2 separate regions of the Homo sapiens genome follow, and region 2 is linked to region 1. The links are chromatin loops, found by intact Hi-C in ENCODE. Cell type or tissue: gastrocnemius medialis. All regions are shown on one strand.

The links. Peaks named below come from ENCODE experiments on the same cell type or tissue, not always from the same donor. Only the 100,000 strongest peaks of a DNase experiment are listed, where the experiment ranks them.
Region 2: a loop joins it to region 1, with 2.8 times the contacts of the local background. A loop is called at or near these places in 2 of 110 quality-filtered maps.

The regions. Positions count from the first base shown.
Region 1 is chr11:115,218,317-115,223,316 of GRCh38, reverse strand. The region is part of intron 5 of CADM1 (cell adhesion molecule 1); the gene reads left to right. Among named protein-coding and RNA genes, the nearest start is that of CADM1-AS1, 180 kb to the left of the region's middle. RefSeq lists an enhancer at 1-777. In gastrocnemius medialis, no CTCF peak of the experiment used is centred here; DNase peaks (open chromatin) are centred at 2,226 and 3,776; H3K4me3 peaks cover 519 bases; H3K27ac peaks cover 4,122 bases.
Region 2 is chr11:115,299,632-115,304,631 of GRCh38, reverse strand. The region is part of intron 1 of CADM1 (cell adhesion molecule 1); the gene reads left to right. Among named protein-coding and RNA genes, the nearest start is that of CADM1-AS1, 95 kb to the left of the region's middle. In gastrocnemius medialis, no CTCF peak of the experiment used is centred here; no DNase peak of the experiment used is centred here.

The DNA of each region.
Region 1 (5,000 bases):
ACTTAGAGACACATCGGAAGTGCTAAATAAATGTATGGTGAAGTGGAAATATGTAAAGCAGAACACCTGGGCTGAACCTCTGATTTGGGCGGCTGGATTGACCTTCCAAAAGAAAAACAAAATTATATTCTGTGATGAGGACTAACGGGAACTCGTGATCTGATTTTATTTATTTTTTAATCAGTAGTAAAGGTGGAAGGAGAAGTCCATGCCCCAATGTTTCTTCACTTTCTCATTCACTTATTCCTTCATTCATTCATCCAGCAACTATGTCTTGAATGCTTACTGTGTGCCAGTCCCTGGCACCGTTCTAGTTACCAAGACTTCAAGAAACAGAACAAAACAAAACAAAAAAACCCCTCTCTTGTTACAGAGGGAAGATTCTTGTACAGAAAATCTTGCTATAGGGATTTTCTTGCCCAGTGTTTGCTTACAAATGATGAGAATTGCTTCCAAGACATGGAAGAATATTCTGTGAGTATGTACCCCCATTTAAAAAGCAGTGGGAACAAAGCTTTCTGCCACCACACCATGGGATCAAATTTGATTCTTTTTTGTAAACAGTAATTCTAATACCCACAAACCTACCTGAAAGTTGCAGCAAGAGAAGACTGCATTCTACTGTGGTATTGGTCTTACGTCAGTCCCACCAGATTTGACTCATCCCACTCACAATCGTTCAGCCCTCTTCAGGAAGCCCAGTTTCAGTACTATGAGTCATAACAACAGATGTAACAGCAGGAGGTTCTTCACCTTGCAAACAAACAAAATAAACGGCAGTGAAAATTATTCATGAATGTATTATGACAATAGAAAGCAAATATTTTGCAAGATGTTCTCTTTAACTCCTCTGAGAGCTCTGTGTGACTCCGTTCATTCACCAATCCCAGTCACCTGGCATTGCTAGACATTGCCCTCCTTTAGTTGCAAAGCTGTCCTCCCCCAACAATTTAGACAGCCATATTGTAGGGGTTGATTCTTGCTTTGAGCTCAAACAGCTTCTAACACTCACCAAATCTCAGGTTAATCTTTGCATTGTCGTTCTACTCCAAACTCCAATAATCCTCCATGATTGACAAAGACTCTTCAGTCAATGCTTCCTCACTTGAATGCACAGGGGCTGACCCAGACCCGCTACCCAGACATTCTGATATCATCTGTGCTCATGCTGCCCTTGAGTTCTCCCTGGTAGGACTTGAAACAATTAGCACTTGATCCACAAGCATCAAATCCCCATACTCCTTGGTGTTTCAGAATATTGGGTGAAATCTAAGTAAGAAACATGAAGAAGAGCCTGTGTCCCAAATGCAGTTGCAGAAACAGATTTGCACTCAAGCCCCTGGACCTAGTTGCATTGAGCACATCAAAGAAAATATGACACCTGCATTTCCTGATTTAGAAATTCTTAGGAAGAGAGGGAAGGTTGTGGGGACTCCAGGGATAATAGGTCTCCCGCTGGCATGTCTCCTGCCAGGGTATGAGGATGCCTTTTCCACTGACTCAGCTCTGCTCCTCTCTGCTACCCTGGAAGGGTGACATCCCAGTCATGAAGAAACTGCAAAGTACCTTTTTCTAAATAAAGGAATGCAAAGACCTGATACGTTAGTGTTTGGACCTACAGAGGAGACTGTGTCTTTTCATTTACATAGGAAACTGAAATACAGGTTCAGAATCTTGAGTTTCATCTTCTGAAAAGATCACAGAATGTGGTGCAAGGTCAGACTGGCATGAAATCAATTGTAATCTGCCAGCAACCCATTCCAACCTCTTTAAGAGTTTCCTTTTATATATTTTTTCCCTTTATAGAGAGAGCAAAGTACATTTAAAGAAAGTCTCATCAAATCAGAATGTCTTTCTAATATTATTTTTTTAATTGGTTGCTACTGTAGTGTGACCTAAAGCCTCCTGGTGTTTAACCCTCTGTGCAACTTTGACTAATGAACAAATTTGTCTGCTATAGCAGTCTTGCTAAATGTCTTTTACAGGGTTTAAAAAAATTCACAGTGTATTATGAAAACCTCAGATCCCTCGACCTAATTGATTGGCTGTTGATGATGCCATGTCTATAACTGTAATGTTCTTTAAGTGTACAGACCTAACTATTTTTCTTATTTTTATATAGCAGTTCCATTTTATAATGACATTAAGCCATTCTGAGTGATACATTTCTGGGCAGTTATTGCACTTGGGTAGAAAGTATCGTCTGGCTTTTGGCCTCATGCCTTACAACACCAACCGAGGCGTAAAATGATCCCCCAGAAAATGTACTAGGCTTTACCTCATTACTTAAAAATAAATCTTGGAGGCTGGTTCTGTTTCAGAAAAGGTTTGGTGGGTTATAACATTTGATTTATGAACATAATTAAAATATAAATGATGAGCTCTGGGCTATTCAATCAGCCATCTGGATTGTTTGGTATTTTGACATATTCATATCGTAGTTAGGCTCTTCAATGGAAAATTTAATGTCCCTTAGTTCTAGAGGTGCCAGTGGAATCCCAGGGTTTCTATTCCACCTGTTGAAAACGCTTAAGTTTCTCTTTCAGGACAAAGGAAGGGGAACAGAATTTATTTTTAAGTTTCCATCACCCAGGGATAGATCTCGGCACATAGACCTTCTATAATATTTGATTCCTAGGCTGGGCGAGAGGATAGCTCATCTGCCCGTGGTCAGATAATATGCCTATAAATACTGCATGTGTCAACAGAGGGGAACATTTTTCTGTATAATGCAGGCAAGACTAACGCTTACCTTTTCAGCCAGCTATTACGGTAACTGTGGCAGCTGTAGCCATAAGTAGATAGTAGATGTTTCTCCAGAACTTAAAGAGTAAATTGGGAAAATCAGTTATCAAAACTGAAGGTGTATTTTTTGTGATTTAGTAAATGGTTTTTAAAATAAATTTTGGGTATAACAAATCCTTAGCTTGTTCTTCCCAATTTATGTGAATAATTGGCAACTGATAAACAGCTCATTAGGAACATAAAAAAGCATTTAACTAAAACTCAGTGGTACTGAAGAAGCAGGGTGGATTAAGTTTTTCAACACTGTCTTTATTATTGATGGAAGTTGAGCATGTAAAATCCTTAGTGCACTATGCTGAAAAATATGCCCTCTCTGTTTGCTTGTAAATTACATTAAGGAAAAAAGAAGAAAAACAAAATCCTTCCACATAGGCCAGCAAGCATTCTGCTTCTTCTTAATTAATGGCCAAAGTCAGCAGTGCATGAAAAACGTAGCCTTTCTGTAGATCAGAGATTAACCTATAAGCAGATGTTACATTTCAGCCCAAATTTTGGGCTTTAAATTTAGCCTCACCCAGAAGGTTCATGGGTAAGAATGATAGAGGTCCCCTAACTAGGAACTCTAGTAAGTGCTGCTGTTTCTGGGTATGAACTGTGAGGTAGCAGGTCTTCTGTTTTCTGTGTGTCCAGTGTCATAACCTTCTTCTTTCATTTTTTTTGTATCTTTTTTAAAAACTAAACTTCACTAACTAGTGTGTGTGTGTTACACGACTACAAACAATAAACCCACACCTGATGCCCAGCAGTTGTAGTTAGCCTAATATGTGGCCTCTGTCTCTGAAAGGGGGTGCCCAGGAGCTCTTGAGCCACCCAGTGCTGGTTCAAGGTCATCCTGTTTATCCTTTACAAGCATTTCTGCTTTTCTTTAATGACTACCTTCCCGACCCAGTTATCAGTATCTGGAAACCTCAACACCATTTTGCTCTTAAACAGTTTCTTTGCCAACGTGTCCAAGAATAGAACTGTGTAACTTGCAAGGGTCAGCTGGAGCTTCTGGGCTTGTTAACTTTACGTTCTCTGGCAAGAGACTTAGCTTCTCAGAAAGCACTACCAATTCTCAGTATGCAGTGCACACTGGTGGGTGAACAAGGGGGCTCTCTTAAAAGGTTTTGAATGCCATGTAATTTTTAGAGACATGAGAGAAAGATTTGTGATAGGAAAGAGACTATAAGAATGCATCTAGAAAGCAGCTATCTCTAGTGAGGACTTCCTTGTGCAGCTTATATAGCTGTGTACAAGATGAGATTGGTTGAGCCTTGCCGTAATATTTCTATCTTCTCCCTTATTCCATAGGATGAATGTTAATGAGCTAACCACAGCTTGTAAAAGGCCAAGGGGCTGTTGTTTAGGTGGTATGATTGTCTGAGAAAGTAAAACTATGGTAATTATTTTGACCTTTCAGCCAACCGATGTCTTGCCCTCTCACATTTATTACTCTTGGGTACATTTCCAAAAATATGCATTTACAGAGCCACAGAATTAAATGAGAAAACCGATTTAGGGATTAATAGCTTGTTAGTTCAGCACTGAAAAAAACGATCTCCTAATTACATTCAGATTTTATTTGTTAATGTATTTGTATGTGTATCTATGTTAATTCCAACTTCTGTAGCTTCCCTCCCTATTCCCTGAACCTCCCATTATTCAGCTCTCATAGCCATATCCCCACACTGACAAATACAGTTTTAAGTAGCTGGTGGAAATGAGAATACTTATATCTCCTTCCTAAGTACCTCACTGCATTAGGAAGCTATACCTGGCTTTAATTATGGATTGCCATTGGAAATGCACTTATGGATCAGAAATCTATCCCAACATACACTTATGGGGCTGTCTCTCTCTCTGTGATCTTGGATGAGCTACTTCAATCTGTGGGTACCAGAGTTCCCATCCCTAAAACTAGGCTTATTCTACCCCCAATGATGGTTCCTAGGGGAGTAGATGCTGAGTAAATGTCAGTATTTTTTCTTTTTAATGTTTACACTGAGATGTCAGAGTTTTCACTGGGAGGGCTTCCAAAATATCCCAGTTGTTTTTTCTTAAAGTCATTCAGTCTGCCTTTCTCATTTGAAAACAAGAACATAGAAGAGGCAAATTTATTAACATGCAGTGTCACAACATATTGTCACATAGTAATATATGATATATGATAAAATGTATCAATTCTGAGCACCACAGATATCTATGGCTTCACC
Region 2 (5,000 bases), 81 kb before region 1:
AATGCATAGGGAGTAAATGTGTCATTTTTAGCACAATATCTCTATTTAAGTTTTCTTTGAAGCCAGGAAGTTTGGACATAAGCTGTTTATTATGCCATAGTTATATCTCTTCCTAAAGAAAACCACCATTGAATTAACTTTTGCATGGTGTTTTTCTATCAAAGCATTTGATCCTTGTTTCTGCAAGATAATCCTAAGAACTTTTTATTTTGAGAATAGAAGACCATGATGGATTTAATTCATAACGGGGAGCTGCTGCAAGGAATGTAAATGTAAGCGCTTGATAAGGTAGGATTTCCTAGTTGCTATGGCAACCTTTGGGTCATGAGCCTGAGAAAATATAAAGTAAGTCCTGAAGCTGTGAAGATGATTATAAAATTTAACTGTCATTCTTCATTTAGAGTTGATGGCAAACATTATTTACTTAAGTTTATCTCAAGGCAGGCAAAGATCCATTTTTTAAAATCTGAGACTCAGATCACAAATGAATCCATGTTGCACATGTCTAACATTATAAAGCACATGCAGCATTTATTATTCTAACCAGACTATTTGTACATAATATCCCTGTAGATTTGGTCACTTTCCTATAGAAGCCAACAGTTTTCATCTCTTGAATTCTTAATGAAAACTGTAGAATGCAGCTGTATACACTGAATAATTTTGCAAAAATGTATGTGCTTTCCATGCCAAAAAGAAGGCCTAGGGGATTGTATAGGAAGGAGGCCTTTGTGCCTTCTTTTCAGGTTCAAATATAAATGGTAAACTATTTAGGGTGGACAAGCGCCAGGATATGAATACAGTTGTATATTCTCAAAATATATCACAACCTGGAGATTAAAGAGGTAGGTTAGAATCTCTTTCACTAATGCTTCCCATCTCCCGGTAGGGCACAGGGTTGTGGGGAGGGGGAGTAAAATCTGCTTCTTCTCCGAGGAAAGAGTAGATTTGGGGTGTCAAGTTCCTAAATTGAGATGTGACGTTTACCTGTACACTATGACAAAGTGCCAGTTTTTCTTGCTTTATCTTTTACAGAATGCTGTTAGTTTGCACTAATGACCTATGAGACCCATGCAAATTACACAATCTTGCAAATTAGTGAGTATGTGAACAAACACTATAAAACTATCAGATACAGAATCAAATAAATGTAGTTTATTGCAGGAAGAAAAATAGACTTGCATATGGAGAAGGAATGCATTTTCACAACCAGATAAGTGCTTTCCTGTTGTCTGCTTGCCCACCGGGGAGCGTCAACACATTATATGATCTGTGGCAGCCAATGACTTACTGGCTCTTGGGCAAAAACATCATTTTTTCAAATGCAGGCATAGAAAATCTCAGTGATTACATGCATACTGGAATCTGGTATTGAATTGTTTCCCTTATACTTTGCCTCCTTAAAAGTATTCCCCTTTCCAGCTTCATATGCTGAACGTTTACACTAGAAAGGAGGACAGGATTTAAGGTTATTAAGAAGAGAATGTATACTTGGCTGGCTTTTTTGTACCACACCCATCTGAACCTGGGAGATTATTTGTTGCCCCCCTTTTGGGGGATGAGGTAGAATCCAGCCCACACACCCAGCAGCATACACTCTGCTCATCAAAGCACTTTTCTCAGTTGGTTTGTTTTCATGTCTAGCAGCAGAAATAGCTGCTCTTTTTCTTTCCTTTTTTCTTCTGGCATCTTGTAATTGCAACTGGTAATGTGTCTTCTTCCTAACCTGGAAGCAGCACAGAGATGGCAACATTGCTCCACTCATACACAGCCTTACTCCTGGCTATAATCCAATGCTGCCACCGTTGGGTCACCAATGGTGACCCAGTGCATCACCCTTTGTCTATCACTCCATCTCCCTTCATTGAGAACCTTTCCTGGGCCAACCAGTTGCCTCCTTTATTTTTGTCACCCTGGTTACCTATATTCTATCAGGTTTGCTAATGACAATAACCCCAGTAGCAAAAACTATATCAATAATGAACATTTTCTTTTTTTCTTTTTTTAGGTAAGAAAATGAGCATTTATTTAGAATGAGAAAATAAATAACAACAAAGTACAAACTTTACAAAGCTAACACATACTATAAACTTCACAAAATCTAGAAAATATAATGGTTTGAATTGCCTGATATGACTCCATAATACCTTTCCCACTGTATTTTCGTAGGAAAAATCTGGAAAACTCCCATCAAGTTTCTTTGATATATCAGTTTAAAAAATGCACTTGCTATTTGTAGGTTTATTATAGGTTTGGGGTTACAAACATGGGAATCTGAGAAATTCTATTTCACATAATGACTATAAGAAACATTTCTGTTTTTCTGAACTTTAAATTCAGGAATACATGTGCAGGTTTGTTACATAGGAAGACTTGTGTAAAGGGGGTTTGTTGTACAAATTATTTCATCACCCCAGTATTAAGCCTAATACTCATTAGTCATTTTTCCTGATACGCTCCCTCCTTCCACCCTTCCCCCTCCAATAGGCCCCGGTGTGTGTGGTTCCCCTCTATGTGTCCGTGTGTAGTAATGAACATTTTCAAATTAGGTACTAGGCACCGTGGTAATGTGTTTGTATGTGTGTGTGTGTCTGCGTTTACTGAATGCTTTACCTGATATCATTTTTACATGTACATATATATTTTCATTTCATTTTCAAAATTATACAGTAACATTTTATTTTGTGTATGTATAGTTCTGAAGTTTTAAGAAATATATATGTTCTCAAGACACAGAACAATTCTGTCACAACAAAAAACTTCCTCATGATCTGTGATAAGCATTTTGAGTGCATTGCTATTTAATTCTTATAATGTTATGGGGTGTGTACTGTTATCTCTTTTTTACTGTTTTATTTTTAATTTCTGTTGAGGAAGGTGAGACTTAGAGAAATTGAATAAGCCAAAGTCACACACCAAATGAACAGCGAAGTCTGGATTGGAACTTGGAGCTAAGTTCTGTCTAAGCCTAGAATTCCAGCTTTTATGCACTGTATCATATTACTGCTCACAGAACATGGCTTGGGGGCTATATGATCAGTAAAGTACAAAGGTCTACATGTCAGTTTTATATGATATAAATGTGATGTTGCACCTTGTAGATGATCACAAGATATTTTTATGTGATGCACTCTCAAAAGACTCTGAAAGACTAGGGTTATTTTTTATTTGTTTGTTTTGTTTTGTTTTGACTTCAAGTAAGACTAGTAAGAGGACTGAATTGAACATCTCAACTGGAAACCATTAGTGCTCTGCTCTTCAAACTAAACTTCCCAACACCCAAGTCTCATTACTGTCATGCCTATTTCCCTCCCGGGCTGTGTCATACACATAGAAAGTGAAGCTGGGCTTTTTCATTTGCCATGGCCAACTCACACTATCCTATCCCTCTTTTGAAAAAAAATAGAACCCTTTTCAGTAGCTGTGGGCTCTTCTGTGAGGGTGAGTCAGCTTTAGGAATAATAACCACAATCTTTCATCCATGCCTTCAGTCTAATGTGCTGATGCTGAAATCATCCTAAATATCAATACAGAATTTTGCTTTAGACTAGGGATTCTCCTGCCCTCACTCAGTGTAAATCCCCTGAAGTACAAGAGAAACTGTGAGCAATAAAGGAGGTGCTAAAGTTCTATTTGAGTGGTGGGGGGGCGGTGGAGGCAAAATGCTTTGCTCAGGGAAAGGCTAGTGCTTCATAGATGGTTAGAGAAACTCCCTTCTCCTCGGAACTTTTGCAATTTGGAGCCCAACCTTAAATTGAGCTTTACTAGGACAAATGTAGTTTTATGACCAGAGCCTACATGCATATCTCACAGTTTTAAATAATGTATTCACCTCTTCCGGATGATCATAATCAGTGATGATCATGGTGAAACTATGAGGAAGCAGCCCTCCATGTGCTCGTTTTCTTGTTGTCTTTCCATTTCATAGTTTTGCTTCTTAATTATAATGATGCTAGACATAGGCTGTTAAGGTACATTGTAAATAGGGATACGAGCATTCCCTTTGTATAGGTTGAGAAATATTACTCCAGCAAATTTTGTTTCAAGAGTTCTTCAGGACAGAATTTCGATAGTATGTGCTTTCTGTGATATATATGCTTAAGAAGTAAGATTCACTGTATATTGGTATAAAATAAAGGAAGCCAGATATTAACATAAAATTGTATTTTGGATTCTTTGATGCCTTAATTTTATCTTTCTCAAGGCAGCATCTTAGACCTTCACTCCTGTGAGTAAACACACTCCTGTCTAAAGACAGATGATGGGATCTGTTTTTAAAGTGAGGATGTATTTAAAGCCTAAAAGCCAAGAAAAGAGTTTCTATCTTCTATTTGTAGTTACCATTCATGATTAAGAGGGTAGGAATTATTACCATAATTTAGACGCAGGAGCCCCTTGAAAATTCTCATCTTCAGGAGGTCTCTAGGAATGTTATTCACATCATCACCGAGTAGCTAACAGTACTGAGAGTTGTATGTATCTATGTTTGTGTTTGTTTTAATGTTTTACTTCCCTTTTTGTAGCCTAATTTAGGCTGGATCAACCAAAAAAAGTCTGTTGCATTTGCTTTTTATAATACATTTAGAGTAGCTAATCTGAAATCACAGTTTTCAATCAGAAAGGAATTTTGGATGCTTTTATGGAAAGATTACTACAAACTAAGTTTTCTTTCCTTTTTTTCTGATTTAGATTCCTTGAATGCACTTTGTTAATGTCTGAACATTGAATCAAATAGTGTATTTCTCCCATTTTTAAACATTGCAAATTCAAGGCAGGGTCCTCTGCTTCTGTCTTCAAATGAATGAGAATACCATTTTAAGAGAAAATGGCGGCTAAAGTGTCAGTGCTCTGTATCACCTCTATCAAAGAGACTGATTACAATGTTGATGGTGATTTTCAAGGCCATCTCCGTCTTGCTTCTGCTTCTTAAGAATGTATAATGGAGTCCAACCTTAAGACAAATAGGTCAGACTGCAAAACTCTGCAGGAATATAAGAATG